Linked DNA regions of Homo sapiens: region 2 is linked to region 1. Evidence: read pairs that join two places in POLR2A ChIA-PET (ENCODE). Cell type or tissue: PC-9. All regions are shown on one strand. Each heading gives the region's core, and the rest is flanking DNA. Links, peaks and the distances in the headings are about the cores only.

Evidence for each region. ChIA-PET counts read pairs that join two places held together with the same protein. Peaks named below come from ENCODE experiments on the same cell type or tissue, not always from the same donor. Only the 100,000 strongest peaks of a DNase experiment are listed, where the experiment ranks them.
Region 2: POLR2A ChIA-PET joins it to region 1 with 8 read pairs; 2 of 35 experiments call an interaction of 5 or more read pairs at or near these places.

Annotation. Positions count from the first base shown.
Region 1 is chr12:13,170,622-13,178,708 of GRCh38, reverse strand. No RefSeq gene overlaps it. Among named protein-coding and RNA genes, the nearest start is that of EMP1, 22 kb to the left of the region's middle. RefSeq lists enhancers at 4,947-4,996, 6,202-6,251. In PC-9, for the core only: CTCF peaks have their summits at 4,227 and 4,613; DNase peaks (open chromatin) are centred at 2,978 and 5,008; H3K4me3 peaks cover 743 bases; H3K27ac peaks cover 4,000 bases.
Region 2 is chr12:12,847,081-12,855,167 of GRCh38, reverse strand. It overlaps the pseudogene RPS6P1. Among named protein-coding and RNA genes, the nearest start is that of DDX47, 38 kb to the right of the region's middle. In PC-9, for the core only: no CTCF peak of the experiment used is centred there; no DNase peak of the experiment used is centred there.

The DNA.
Region 1 (8,087 bases), core at 2,585-6,584:
AAGCCTGAAACCAGTGCTCTGCTTGACACACCGTATTAGTTAATTAAGCTTCTGTGTCTGAAACCTAAAACATATTTATGTTATTTTCCAAATAAAATATAGACCTAATTGAATTTCATTGGCCCACCTGGAAGTCTATAGATACAACTTCTTCACTGGCCCCTCTGTGCTTTGGTTTTCCCATTTGTAAAATAATGATATTAGACTAAGGGCTCTTCCAGCTCAAAAATTCCAAGAGGCAAAAAACACATGTAATATCTCTCCTCCAATTCCATCACCATTTCTTTGCTGAGCCCTGGCTAATAGTTCCTCTGCCCTATGTCCTGTCTTAGGGTCTTTTTCTCCATTCCAAATGTCTCAACACAGGTTCAGTTTTTATGCTTCTCAATGCTAGATTATTAGAGCTGTCCTCTTGCAGATTTCTTTGGTTTCAATTGTTTTTTATGCTAATTGATACCAAATGCAGCTGCTCAGACCAACTAGGTTCAAAGCCCATTTCATATCTGGCTCAGAACCTGTGCATAGCTCCTGATATCTCCACCCGCACTCTCCCCCACCTCGTCAGCACCTGCTGCAGCACAATACAGCCCTGTGGCTCCAATCATGTTCGTTCTTTATCCAGTCATTAATACACCTGAAGACTCTTGCCCTTTGCCTGGACAATATGTTACCACGTGGCTTCCCCTTCTCTCTGAACCAGGCTTTGTTCATGGCTTCTTCCAACCTCAGCCTGGCTACACTGCCAGGACACTGACACCCTTTCCCTTTAGCACTCCCTTCACATTGCTTTCTTTGCCATTTTGATGACCGTCCATGTCCTTCTTTGGTGGCTTCATGCCTGATTCTTCTTCCATCCTAGTGAAATGCTGAAACGTCACAACCTCACCTCCTCTTCTGGGTGACAAGTGCAGTACTTGGCATATTGATGTCCAAAGGATGATCATTAATAATTGAGAAACTTAACTGACCTCAAATTTTCAAATAATTAAAGAGCCACTGGACTTGCTCCACCCCACACCTGTTTTCAGCACTAACTACATGTACCCATTGCAGCAAATATGCATATTGAGGGCTGGGAAAGAAGGCCAGGCTCGTGCGCTGAACCCATCACCTGGCTCCAAGCCAGACTGAAGGAGGCTGAGATCATCAGCTTCTGCTGATGACTTATTCTTCAACTAGTGACCTCTCTTGATTTTTATTCTCATCTCTGCAAATTAGAGGGAAGGTGATTTGACCAAGAAATCCTATGATAAAAGATTCTGCAGAGATGTCATTCTATTTTGGTAAATACGATAGTCTCCGTAGAGTTCATCAGTAAGGCAACTAATATATAATGATAAAGATTCCAAAATGTTGGCTCATATTTCCTGAGTAAGCATTACATACAACCTAAGGAGCGAGAGGTTTTGATCTCCCTTTCCTAATAGTACCCCCATCATAGGCAAAAAATAAATGAATAAATAAATAAATAAAAATTAAAAAATCCAAGAGAAAGATCCTGGGAAGGGTGTTGTCTTATCTTCTTTATTTGTACTAAACAAAGGTTGGAAGACACTTTTCTAAAAATCTGTTTTGAGGGCTCAGAATTTAAACTCTTCCTCTGCAGTCTTTGCAAATCCAATAGCCTTTTTCATGCCAAATGAAAAGTTTCCTGTGCATCCTCCAGAAACGCCATTTCTTGTGACAACTCTTCAGAGCTATATGCGTGACTTCCAGCATTGGGGTCCATCAGAGGACCCACTGGATCCCTTAGGACTGTCTGCAGAGTTTCAGGAACACAGCAAAGATATCCATGGTCACTGTTGGAAGAAATGGCAGCACAGCTGGTGATCATGCTATTGTCTGAACTGCCTCAAATGCTTTATAGACGGATGTGAAATGAGGGTGCAAACATGCACTCAGCCACGCATCTACTCTACGCCTACACAGGCTTGTCCTCTGGTGGTCAAGAGAGGCTGTTCTTCCAAGGTGTCAGGAAGAGGGGGTATGCACAAGAAAACAAACTTGAGGGTAAACGGTCCATGTTTGCCGTTCACTCTCTTGTTACAAGTTCCAGAAGGAAGATCAACACTCAATTGTCTGATAAAATGAGGAACAAATCTAGAACCCTCTTGTATCTCACTCTGATTCCTCCAGCTCTTCATTCTGTCACTCAGAGTCTTCCGGTTCAAGATCCTGCATCTCCAAGAGCGGGGTCATGAACCAGGAAGGAATCTCCTCAGTCAGGTTCAGATACAGCGTTAAATCAATCCACCAAATTCAAAGGGTGGTGGCAGGTTCACATACCTACAGCAAAAGTCATTCTGAGGGAAACGTGTCATTTGGAACCTGAAATCTTCCCTTCAGCATGGAGGGGGTGATTTCCCACCTTTCCAACTATAACACTCTCTTCTGCTTCCTTTCACTTCATTATACCACCTGTGAGACAGACAGGAATTATTATCTTTATTAATAAAGTGAATTAAAATAGATTGCTTTGGACATTTGAGAAATTCTTGAAGTCACAGGGCTCTACTGGGGTAACATGAACCAGAGCTGGAAGTCCATGAAGCACAAACTTTGGAGTCAGACAGACGAGGTTTAATCTGATTTCTAGCTGCAGGGCCTTGGGCAAGGCATTCAGACTCTCTGAGCCTCAGTTTTCTCATCTAAAAAATGGGGACAACACTATATTGGGTTGTTAGTAACAACAAATGTGATACGTGTAAGTTACTTGGCACATAGGCATTCGAGAAATGGTAGATTTAAACTAATATTAGAGGTATAGGTGTCATAGCACACACAAAAAAAACCTTATCCATAAAAAGTTTATTCCTGAGGCATTTTCTTTAGTTTAGATCACCAAAGGATTAGAATTAACACGTGCAGGAGGGTAGAGCTAAGCATAACAGACAGGTGAAAAGAAAGGTAGAGAACAAGTCAACTGAAAGCAACATTCCAAGCGAAATTACACCCTTGGCAGCCAAAGACAAGGGTTGGGTTTTCAGCGTTAGTCACTGCTGAGGATTAATGAGCTGGAGAACACATGGCTGAGATGCCCTCTTAGGCAAGAATTAATCCAGTAGGGTCCTGAGTTGCAGAAGGAGAAATGCCATTTCCCTTCAGTCTGGATAGCCCTGCTCACTCTAGGGAAGCACATGAAGTAAAACGCCATTTCTCCTGACTCTGGGCTGCAAGCTGTGGGGAAAGCCTAGAAACAGAAGGTGGATAATTTTTATGATCCCAATGCTTGGTCAAAATGCAGTAGTGCAGCATTTAGGGTCAAGGTGGGCTAACTGTAACACCAGGCTTTCTGGAATCTTTTTAAAATAATGATGAATGCAACTGACAAGAACAAAATAATACACCATTGCCACAATACAGGCCAAACATAGAAATCTGTCCAATTCAGAGGCAAGAAACACACCACAGTTTTAGTTGGAAGCCAGAATAAAGTGTACACATTTTCTAAACCACATACTGAACTAAACCTAACTTATTTTCCTAAGCCTTAAATCAATTTGAACTGGGTTTAAGTATAAAAATATGTAAAGATGTTTTTGATGCAGGGTGTGTAATTTTATACATATATAAACTGAATTGGGTACTAACTGGAATATCAAAATATGCCTAGAATCAAAACAAACAGCAGCTTGAGAATTCAGTTCTAAATTGATTAAAAACAAAAGGAAATGGGCTGGGTGCGGTGGCTCATGCCTGTAATTCCAGCACTTTGGGAGGCTGAGGCGGGCAGATCACTTGAGGTCAGGAGTTGGAGTTCAAGACCAGCCTGGCCAATGTGGTGAAATCCTGTCTGTACTAAAAATATAAAAAATTAGTCTGCCATGGTGGTGCACGCCTGTAGTCCCAGCTACTCGGGAGGCTGAGGCAGGATAATTGCTTGAACCCAGGAGGCAGAGGTTGCAGTAAATCAACATCACGCCACTGCACTCCAGCCTGGGCAACAGACTGAGACCCCGTCTCAGAAAAAAATAAAATTAAAATTAAAAAATAAAAACAAAAGGAAATAAACTCACAGTTAGTCATTGATTGATGATGATGATGATGATGATACTATACTTCCTGATACTTGATTCTCAGTATAATGACATATGTCCTCCCAGGGTGGACTGGTACTGGGTTTACCCCTGCAATGCTCTCAATACCTTCCAACTGGAAAATCTACCTTCTGACTGGTGTGGCCTTTGAGAAATGTGTTGGGCCCAAGATCACAGGGAGGATTAGGCCCCACATACAAAAACAGAAGACAGCTAATTAACTTTTTCAACTTAGTAATCATCAATTTTATTATTAGCATATTAACCAGGGATTATGCCAGTTTAGGTTTGTGTGTGTGTGTGTGTGTGTGTGTAATCAGTATGTAGACATTATTACATGTGCAAATGTAATAATGTTTTAATAATGTAAATAATTAGCAACTTAAATTAACCTGTTTTGTCAGAATGTATTGTTTAGAGGCTGGGAACTCTTAGGGGAAAATAAAAATATGGATCCTCACCAGCTGAACCAGTACAGAGTGAGTTAACTGTGTTGCTTAAAAATAGAGAAGGTATGGGGAATAAAGATCACTTTCACACTTCCAGAGTGACATGGAAATTGGGACTCAGGGACAGTCTCTAAATGGAAAAGGAGGAAGGTTTGGGAAAGTGGGGAGGTGGGTGGACCTGCACCTGGAGCAGTCCTTTGGCAGATCTTCCTGGAGAAGGTGAAGATGCTGGCAGAGGGAAATAAAGGGTTTAATTCCCTGCAGCCAGGAGTTTGACAATGGCTCAGATTTTCAGAGATGTGACAAACCAAGAGGACTTGGCCACAAGGCCTCAGTTTTCTGTGGTTTCAAATTTACTCATCTGAGAAACATGGGACCTTCTAGCCATTGTAAAGAAACAAACCCAGCGATCCCCGAGAGAATGAGTTGCTGATTCAGAAGCTGAAGAAAGAAAGGACTGTGTGACTCCTGGCTCCTTCCCCTTCCGCATTCTGGGCTCTGTTCTCAGCTCCGCTGAGTAAGTCTCGCCGCCTGTCCTGCTTGATCTGCCTGTAGTCTCAACAGTTCTCAGTGAGGCTCCTCTAAGGGGCTGAATCAGATTTATGCAGGTCTGAGAAGAGTGAGTTCCTGCAGACACAATACCTTCTGAGTTTCTGCTCAGCAGCACAGTTTGAGGTGTGGCCTCTACACATACTGCATACGTAAAATATCAGCCCACCTGGGAATGATTTCTTAGAGTTAGTCTGGCCCCACCTTGAAGAGTTTAACTTGGATTCCATTTGTCTTCCCCCTGTCCTACTTTCCCCTGTGGCTGAGAGAGGATTTTCCATTTCATGTTGCAGACATGTGAGGCATCTCAGTCCCGCTCCATTCGTCCACACATCTGGAAGAGCAATGCTCACATCTGGAGCCCATTCTCAGCTGGAAGATGTCTTTCGACATTCTTTTCTTTGAAACCCAATCCATGTAACCTCTTGTTCAAAAGGGCCTCTGAACTACTGGAATCATTTGCAGAGGCTCAGGAAAAAGTCCTTAATTTCATCCCTACATGGTGGAATTTATGACTCAAACCAAACCCAACATTCTGTTTCTGATTGCTTTTTTTCAATAATGACTCTTTGGAGCTACGTGTTTAAAAGGACAGAATTTCTAGCCTAGGACACATACCAAAGGAAGGTGAAAGCAAGCTGTTCAGTAATCACCAGGGCGAGTCCATTGAAGCTCTGTAAGTTTCAACAACCTAGGTCATTTCTTCATCAATAAAATTGGGATTCGTTGTTTAAAAATAGACACAGGAGTGTGTGAGGATAAGGGAGGTAACATATCTGGACATGCCTTGTCTCATACCTGTGTAGGGTAAGGATAGATGGAGAAAGGGGAAGGGGTTTGTGTCAGGCTGAGACAGTCTCTGCATTTGCTCACTCATCTCTCCGTAAACCCATGAAAGACCCCAACATAGGACTCCATGACGCCCCACTGAGCAGGAGAAAGGAAGAAGTCTCAAGAACACAAGACCGAATCGACAGTATTTGATCAGCATGCATGCAAATTACCCAGTCATTCTGAAAAACTACAGCTTCTGTTTCGGTGGTCTGGGATGGGACTGAGGTCTGCATTCCTAACAAGCTCCCAGAGGCTGTCCATGCTGCGAGTCCCCAGATCATGTTTGGTACTAGAGAAATGGGCCCCAACTCAAAAAATTCAACCTCTGCTAACAAGTGAATTTGTCATTTTGCCGGGTCGACTCTAATTCTCAAGCCCAGCCACTGGACAGAGAGGTGTGGAAGGAAATGAAATTCACATTTCTGAAACGCAGAAAGGCCAATTCATCTCCACCTTTACCCTCTTCTGCCGGAAGGCAGGAGTCACGCCAGCCTCTTGGGTGTGAAGGGAAAACTAACTGCCTTACTTTACCCCATTCCCTACCTTCAAGTATTTCCCTGATTGTGTCAGGTTTATACCTAGTGGAGGGAATGACACAACTATGGATGGCTGCCTTTGACCTTCAGCAATTGCCCAACTCCCAGCCAAGCTGCTGGGAGAGGAAGACAGGCAGCCAGTATTTCCATGGGGGCACTGCCTGCCAGCTCCTCCTGCCCCTCAGCTGTGTTGCCTGGCAACCAGAGGGTGGGAGAAAGGGAGGAATGCAAGTAGGTGAGGAGGTAAGGGAGAAATTATGATGACAGGAGACAACAGCCAAGGAATCCTAGTCACACAGACACACGCCCAGCAGTGTGGAATGTTAGTGAGCCTCAGAGGGAGGGCGCCAGTGGGTGTGAACCTCGAAAGCAAGAGGCCAGAAGTGCAAAAACATTCATTTTTTCCATTTTATTATTTTTTAAATACCAATAATAAAAAAGGAGAAAAAAAATCCTACTTCTTAGATGAGCTGGCAGGCAGGAGGAAAAAACTGGAAACCTACTTATAAAAACCAAGGGAATCATTAAAGGGTGTGGAGGGGGCTAGGGAGAGATTGGTAAAAATCCTGTGCTAAAAACTAAGACATGTCTTGAAATGTGGCCAAAAAATTGTTTGTAGTAAGATTCTAAAAATCTGAAGTGAGATTTGGACCAGACAGGAGGTTCTAGTGGCCCCTGAATGAGGAGGGGTGGGCAGTTCCCTGTGGCCCACCCACCACCACCCTACCGCCCCATCAGTGTCTTCCTGGGCAGAGGACACCCCAGTCCACAGGAGGGCGAGGAAAGTGGTAGAAGAGTTTTGATTCAAGTTGCAATTATGGAACTTCAGTTTTCTACAGAGGTTGAAAGCCTTAATTCGGACCCTAAAGAGTCCCTTAAGCTTGTAACCATCTCTGATCTGGCCTTCCCGCTTCCTGCCATTCCCACACTCCAAATCCTACCACATTTTGCCATAAGGATGATTCCTCTGAAACACAGATGGAATCATGTTGCTCAAAACTTTTTTTCATAGTTCCCCATGGTCAACAGAGGAAATTCCAAACTTCTTAGCATGGCATTCAATGCTTTCCACAGCCTTGCCTTAGCCCACTTTTCCAGAGTCACCTCCAGCCGCTCCCCCTCTTCCCCCCACCCACCCACTGCCAAAACAACCTCCCTAGAGTCCAGCCACTAGATCACACCACTCCCTATCAGGCCATGAACTTCCAACTCATCTCACCCTTTGAACATTACTATCATTCCCCTTTTGGCTTATCTTCCAAACAAGCCCTATTTACCCTTTTAAAAGATACACAAATGTACAGTTTTGCAAAGTAATTCATGCACATAATTTAATTTTTTTAAGGTGCAGGGGATTTAAAATGCAAAGCAACAGTCTCTTCCCTTCCTCTTCCCTCTCCGCTTCCCCCTGCCCACTCCCTCTACCTAATCACCTTGCATTCTCTTTGAGTTTTCTCTCCTGGTGATTACTTTTATTTCTCTAAAAACTGTTTCTTGATTTCTATAAAGCTATTTCTTAATTTAGCAATTTTACATAGCGTTTTTTTGCATTCTGACTATAATAAATGAGGGTTTAGCATACATGGAACATATCACTATTTTCATTTTCCTAATGGAAACCGTTAATAACATTAAGGCAGGTTACCAGGAGAAGCACTGTATAGTAAGAGGTAAGAGCTCAG
Region 2 (8,087 bases), core at 2,064-6,063, 320 kb after region 1:
AAGAAACAAGAAAATATAATCTATTATCAAGAGAGGAAATCATCAATAAAAGCTGGCCCCAAGTAGGTCCAGATTTTGCAATTATAAATGGGCTTTAAAATAACATTAACAAATATGACAAAGGACCTGGTGAAAAGGTAAACATCTTCTATGAACAAATGAGAAATTTTAACAAACAGTAGACACTTAAAGGATGAAAATACTAGGTCGGGCGCGGTGCTCACGCCTGTAATCCTAGCACTTTGGGAGGCCGAGGCGGGCCGATCACGAGGTCAGGAGATCAAGACCATCCTGTCTAACATGGTGAAACTCTGTCTCTACTAAAAATACAAAAAACTAGCCAGGCGTGGTGGCGGGCGCCTGTAGTCCCAGCTACTCAGGAGGCTGAGGCAGGAGAACGGCGTGAACCCGGGAGGCTGAGCTTGCAGTGAGCTGAGATTGCGCCACTGTACTTCAGCCTGGGCGACAGAGCGAGACTCCATCTCAAAAAAAAAAAAAAAGATTGAAAATACTAGAAATAAAAAACATATCAGGCCGGGCATGGTGGCTCACGCCTGTAATCCCAACACTTTGGGAGGCTGAGGCAGGCAGATCACCTGAGGTCAGGAGTTCGAGACCAGCCTGCCCAACAGAGTGAAACCCCATCTCTACTAAAAATACAAAAAATTAGCCGGGCATGGTGGCAGGTGCCCGTAATCCCAGCTACTTGGGAGGCTGAGGTGGGACAATAACTTGAATCCAGGAGGCGGAGGCTGCAGTGAGCTAAGATCATGCCACTGCACTCCAGCCTGGGTGACAAGAGCGAAATTCCATCTCAAAAAAAGAAAAAAAAAATATCAGAGGCCGGGCACGGTGGCTCACGCCTGTAATCCCAGCACTTTGGGAGGCTGAGGCGGGCGGATCACAAGGTCAGGAGATTGAGACCATCCTGGCTAACACGGTGAAACCCCGTCTCTACTAAAAATACAAAAAATTAGCTGGGCGTGGTGGCAGGCGCCTGTAGTCGCAGCTACTCGGGAGGCTGAGGCAGGAGAATGGCCTGAACCCAGGAGGCGGAGCTTGCAGTGAGCCGAGATCGCACCACTGCACTCCAGCCTGGGCTACAGAGCAAGACTCTGTCTCAAAAAAAAAAAAAAAGATCAGAAATGAAGAAGTAATTTGATGTACAGTAGACTGGACACAGCAGTGGAAATGAACAGTAAACTTAAAATCAGATCAATAAGAATATGTCATGCATTGCTTAACAATGCGAATACATTCTGAGAAATGCATCATTAGGCAATTTTGTCATTGTGTGAACATCATAGAGTATATTCACACATACCACACAGCCTACTACACACCTAGGTTGCTTGGAATAGCCTATTGCTCCTAGGCTACAAACCTGCACAGCATGTTACTGTACTGAATACAGCAGGCAATTGTAACCCAATGGTAAATATTTATATATCTAAACAAATCTAAACATAGGAAAGTTACAATAAAAATACACCATAAAAGATAAAATATGGTACACCTATATAGGGCACTTACCATAAATGGAGCTTACAGGATTGGAAGTTGCTCTGGGCGAGTAAGTGGTGAGTGAATGTGGAGGCCTAGGACATTACTGCACACTACTGTGGACTTTATAAACAGTGGACACTTCGGCTACTCTAAATTTATTTTATTTATTTATTTATTTGTTTATTTTTGAGATGGAGTTTTGCTCGTTGCCCAGGCTGGAGTACAGTGGCACAATCTCGGCTCACCGCAACCTCCATCTCCTGGGTTGAAGCGATTCTCCTACCTCAGACTCCCAAGTAGCTGGGATTACAGGCATATGCCACCATGTCCAGCTAATTTTGTAGTTTTAGTAGAGATGGGGCTTCACCATGTTGGTCAGGCTGGTCTTGAACTCCCAACTCCAGGTGGTCCACCCACCTCGGCCTCCCAAAGTGCTGGGATTACAGGCATGACCCACTGCGCCTGGCCACTAAATTTGTTTATTTTTAAAATTTTTCTTTCTTCAATAATAAATTAACCTTAGCTTACTGTAACTAAATTAACTTTATAAACTTTTTCATCTTTTAGCTTTTTGACTCTTTTAATAACACTTAACTTCAAGCACACATTGTACAGCTGTACAAAATATTTCCTTCTGTATATCCTTATTCTTTAGGCTTTTTCCTTTTATTTATTTATTTTTTTTTTTGAGACTGAGTCTCACTCTGTCACTCAGGCTGGAGTGCAATGGCACGATCTCAGCTCATTGCAACCTTTGCCTCCCAGAGTCAAGCGATTCTGCCTCAGCCTCCTGAGTAGCTGGGTCTACAGGTGTGCACCACCATGCCTGGCTAATTTTTTGTGTTTTTAGTAGAGATGGGGTTTCGCCATGTTGGCCAGGCTGGTCTCAAACTCCTGACCTCAGGTGATCCACCTGCCTTATCCTCCTAAAGTGCTGGGATTACAGGCATGAGCCACCATGCCCAGCCGCTTTTTTCTATTTTTAAAATTTGTTATTTATGTTTCTGCTTGAGGTTGTTTTACAGTCAACTTTATACATATATATATAATGTAATGTTATATATATGTGAAGTACATTCTAAAATAATGATAAATGTATACTAAATACATAAACCAGTAACATAGTCTTTTTTTGTCATTATCAAGTATTATATACTATACATTATTGTGTGTGCTATACTTTTATACAACCGGCAGCACAGGTTTGTTTACACCAGCATCACTACAAACACAGGAGAAATGTGTTGCACTACAACTTTATGATGGCTACAACATCACTAGGTGATAGGAATTTTTCAGCTTTATTATAATCTTATGGGGCCAACATCATATATGTGGTCTGTTGTTGGCTAAACTGTCATTATACAGCACGTGACTGTAATCCAACTAAAACACAAATAGAAAAATGTTGGGGGGATAAAACAGAGCATCTATGATCCTTAGGATGATAGCAAATGGTTTAACATATTTGTAATTGAAGTCCCATAAGGAAAAGAAAGAGTGAGACAGAAGAAATCTTTGGAGAGATAATAGACAAGAATTTTCTAAAACTAATAAAAGAAATCAAGTCACAGATTGCATCAGCTCAGTGAACTCCAAGCAGAATAAATACAAAGAAAACCAACCTCAGGTACATCACAGTCAAAGTGTTGAAAATCAAAGATAAAAATAAATTATTAAAAGCAGCCAAAGAAAAATTATGAATGATGGGTAATTTCTCATCAGAAACAGTAGAGGCCAGAAGACAATAGAAAAGCTTCCCCATCCCCTAATATGGTTTGGCTGTGTCCCCACCCAAATCTCATCTTGAATTGTAGCTCCCATAATTCCTACATGTTGTGGGAGGGACCCGGCGGGAGGTAACTGAATCACGGGAGTGAATCTTTCCCATGCTGTTCTTGTGATAACGTCTCACGAGACCTTATTTCTGACTGGACTCAGACTTAGATGTAGAAGCTCACAGAGAGGAAAGTCTGTGTCTCTTCGCAATTTGTTCCTGGCGCTTCTCTTTAGCCTCCTTCATTCCCTTGCCTAAAAGTTTAGCATATTCTGCAGCCTCTTCCTTATTTTTCTTAGTACACGGCTTCTTCAGAGCAATATGCTGCCCTTTGTGCTGCAGGAAATGTGGAGTAACAAGATGCTGAATCTTGGGTGCTTTGGTCCTAGGTTTCTTACCTCCTTTGTTTGAGGGCTTTCTTACAACATACTGGCGGACATCATCTTCTTCAGAGAGATTGGAAAGTTTGCAGATTCTGCTAGCTTTTTTGGGCCCCAGGCGACAAGGCACCATAGTATCAGTCAGTCCAGGAATATCCTTCTTTACTTTTTTTTTTTTTTTAACAATAATCAAGTTGAGAATGCTCAGATTGGCATCCACTATGCAACCACGAACTGATTTTCTCTTTCTTTCTCCAGTTCTCCTTGGTCTGTAACAGGAATGCCCCTTACTCAGTAGCAGGTGGACACGGCCATGGGTCAAGACACCCTGCTTCATGGGAAAACCTTGTTTGTTGTTCCCACCACTGATTCGGACCACATAACCTTTCCATTCTTCACCCAGAGTGTCAGCAGCAACTTCTGTGGCCATAAGCTTCTCATAAAAAGTACGAAGTTTGCATTCATCATCCACTTCAATGAGTTTCTGGCAGCCAGTGACCGGGAAGGAGATGTTCAGCTTCATCTTGAAGCAGCTGAATGCCTCCAAGACCTGATGGCTTTCTAAAGGGAGTTCCCCTCTACTTCTCTCTTGCTTGCCACCATGTAAGACATGCCTTGCTCCTCCTTTGCTTTCCACCATGATTGTAAGGCCTCTCCAGCTATGTGGAACTGTGAGTCCATTAAACCTCTTTTTTTCTTTTTCTTTTTGTTTTTTTAGTAGAGACGCGGTTTCACCATGTTAGCCAGGATGGTCTCGATCTCCTGACCTCGTGATCCACCCGCTTTGGCCTCCCAAAGTGCTGGAATTACAGGGGTGAGCCACTGCGCCCAGCCAAACCTCTTTTTCTTTATAAATTATCCAGTCTCAGGTATGTCTTCTATTAGCAGCATGAGAACAGACCAGTACACCCCACACCCTCCCCCCCAAAATAGAAAAGCTTTCTTAAATAACTGAAACAAAAAAAAGCAAAACCTGTCAGCCTAGATGTCTATTTATATTTCTTTCTTCTTTTTTTTTTTTTTTGAGACAGAGTCTCACTCTGTCTCCCAGGCTGGAGTGCAATGGCATGACCTCGGCTCACTGCAACCTCCAACTCCCGGGTTCAAGCAATTCTCCTGCCTCAGCCTCGCGAGTAGCTGGGACTACAGGCGTGTGCCACCACGCCCGGCTAATTTTTTGTATTTTTAGTAGATAAGGGGTTTCACCGTGGTATCCAGGATGGTCTCTATCTCCTGATCTTATGATCTGCCCACCTCAGCCTCCCAAAGTGCTGGGATTACAGGTGTGACCCACCGCGCCCGGCCACGTCTATTTATATTTCAACCTAAAGGTAAATAAGGATATTTTCAGAAAAAAGGAGAAATTCATTTCCAGAAAACCTGCTCTACCAGAAATGATTAACAGAAATAATGTCAATGGAAGCATAGATCTGTAGGAAACAATAAGAGACCCAGAGAGCATAAATATGAATCTAAATAGAAAAGAGAGCTATACTTTTTTTTTTCTGTTTAGTTACATGATCTCACTCTGTTGCCCAGGCTGGAGTGCAGTGGCATGATCATAGCTCACTGCAGGCTTGACTCCTGGGCTCAAGCAAATCTCCTGCCTCAGCCTCCCAAGTAGCTAAGACCACAGGCACATGCCACCATCCTTGGTTAATTTTTTTATTTTTCTATTTTTTAGAGAGAGGGTCTTGCTATGTTTCCCAGGCTGGTCTCAAACTCCTGACCTCAAGCAATCCTCCCACCTCAACCTCCTAAGTAGCTGGGATTACAGGCATGATCACTGCTCCTGGCTTATCTACACATTTTAAAAAGACAATTGGCTGCCAATATAATAACAATATATTTCAAAATATATAACATTTAGAAGTAAAATATAGGACAACAAGAGCTCAAAGAATTGGAAATGGGTAAAAAGAATTGGAAGTGGGTAAATAGAATTAGTGTTAGAATCACAAAAGGAGAATAATTTGAAGGTAGACTGTTAAAGATATTTGTAATCTCAAGAAAAACTACTCAAAATAAAAGATGATTAGCTAAAAAGTCAATGGTATATTTAAAAATACTCAATTTATTGAAAAGTGGGCAGGAAAAGAGAAACAGAGTGTATTCGTCCATTCTTGCATTACTATAAAGAAATACCTGAGACTGGGTCATTTATAAAGAAAAGAGGTTTAACTGGCTCACAGTTCTGCAGGCTGTACAGGAAGCATGGCGGCATCTGATTCTGGGGAGGCCTCAGGACCCTTTTACTCATGGAGGAAGGCAAAGCCGGAGCAGGCATCTTACATGGCAGAAGCAGGACCAAGGATAGAGGGGTAGGACAGAGCGGCAGGTGCCACACACTTTTTTTTTTCTTTTTTCTTTTTTCTTTTTTGAGACAGAGTCTTGCTCTGTCGCCTAGGCTGGAGTGCAGTGGCGCAATCTCGGCTCACTGCAACCTCCGCCTCCCGGGCTCAAGCAATTCTCCTGCCTCAGCCTTCCAAGTAGCTGGGATTACAGGCACCTGCCACCACGCCCAGCTAATTTTTGTATTTTTAGTAGAGACGGGGTTTTACCATGTTGGCCAGGCTGGTCTTGAACTCCTGACCTCAGGAGATCTACCCACCTCGGCCTCCCAAAGTGCTGGGATTACAGGGGTGAGCCACCGTGCCCGGCCGGTGCCACATACTTTTAAATGACCAGATCTCATGAGAACTAACTCATTATCATGAGGACAGCACCAAAGGGGAAACCCACTCCCACGATCCAGTCACCTCCTAGCAGGCCCCACCTCCAACACTGGAGATTACAATTTGACATGAGATTTGGGCAGGGACACAGACCCAAGCTATATCACAGAGAAACAAACAACAGATGGAACAAGTAGAAAAAAATGTTATGGGTTTTTTATTTGTTAAAAGTAAACCTAAAAATACCAAAAAATCATGTTAAATACAAATGAGACAAGCCTGGGCAATAAAGTGGGATCCCATCTCTACAAAAAAAGTTTGAAGATTCACCAGGCATGATGGTGCATACTTATAGGCCCAGCTACTCAGGAGGCTGAGGTGGAAGAATTGCTTGAGCCCAGGAGGTCGAGGTTTCAGTGAGGCATGATGGTGCCACTACACTCCAGCCTGGGTGACAGAGTGAGACCCTGTCTCAAAAAAAAAAAAAAAAAATGCTAATAGACTAGCCCCTCCAATTAGAAAACAGAGAACAAAAATCTCAGGTTACTTTGTTTACAAGAAACATCTTAGAAATATAAAGACACAACCAAGTTGAAAGTAAAATAGTAAAAAAGTATATATTGTACAAACACTAAACTTAAGAAAACAATATTTGGGTTGGGCACAGTGGCTTACGCCTGTAATCTAAGCATTTTGGGAGGCCAAGGCGCACAGGTCACTTGAGGCTAGGAGTCTGAGACCAGCCTGGCCAACATGGTGAAACTCTGTCTCTATTAAAAATACAAAAATTAGCCAGGTGTGGTGGTACACATTATAATCTCAGCTACTTGGGAGGCTGAGGCAGGAGGATCACTTGAACCTGAGAGGCAGTGCTAGTAGCAAGACAAGATTGCACCACTGCACTCCAGCCTGGATGACAGAGCAAGACTCCCTCCCAAAAAAAAAAAAAAAAAAAAAAGCAATGTTTGGCTTGTTTATAGCTATATTAATATCAGATAAAGCATCTTTCTTTCTTTCTTTTTTTGAGACAAAGTCTTGCTCTGTCACCCAGGCTGAAGTGCAGTGGTGCGATCTCGGCTCACTGCAACCTCTGCCTCCCGGGTTCAAGCAATTCTCCTGCCTCAGCCTCCAGAGTAGCTGGGATTACAGGCCCCTGCCACCGCACTCAGCTACTTTTTGTGTTTTTAGTAGAGACGGGGTTTCACCATGTTGGCCAGGCTGGTCTCGAACTCCTGACCTCCTGATCCGCCCGCCTTGGCCTCCCAAAGTGCTGGGATTACAGGCGTGAGCCACCACGCCCAGCCCAAATAAAATCTTTCAAGCGAAGAGTATTCCAGAGATAAAGAATATTTCTTAATACTAAAACGTTTAATTAGTTAAGACATAAAAGTCCTAAATCTGTATACACTTAATAAGAGAGCTTTAAAATATGTAAAGCAAAAATTAACAGACTAAAAAGAAATAAATGAATCCACAAACATATGGAGATTTTAATAACCCCTCTTAGTAACTGTTAGAATAAGTTGGGGAAAAAAGTGACATCATAGAAAATTTGATAGCATTACCAATTAGTTTGACTTAATTGACTACAGAATATCATACTCAAAAATTGCAGAGTACACATTCTTTTGAAGTGCTCAAGGAATATACACTGAGATGCGCTATATGCTAGTCCATAAACAAGCCTCAAAAAATGGCAACAGATCAAATTCATTCAGGTTATGGTTTTTCTTTTTTCTTTTTCTTTTT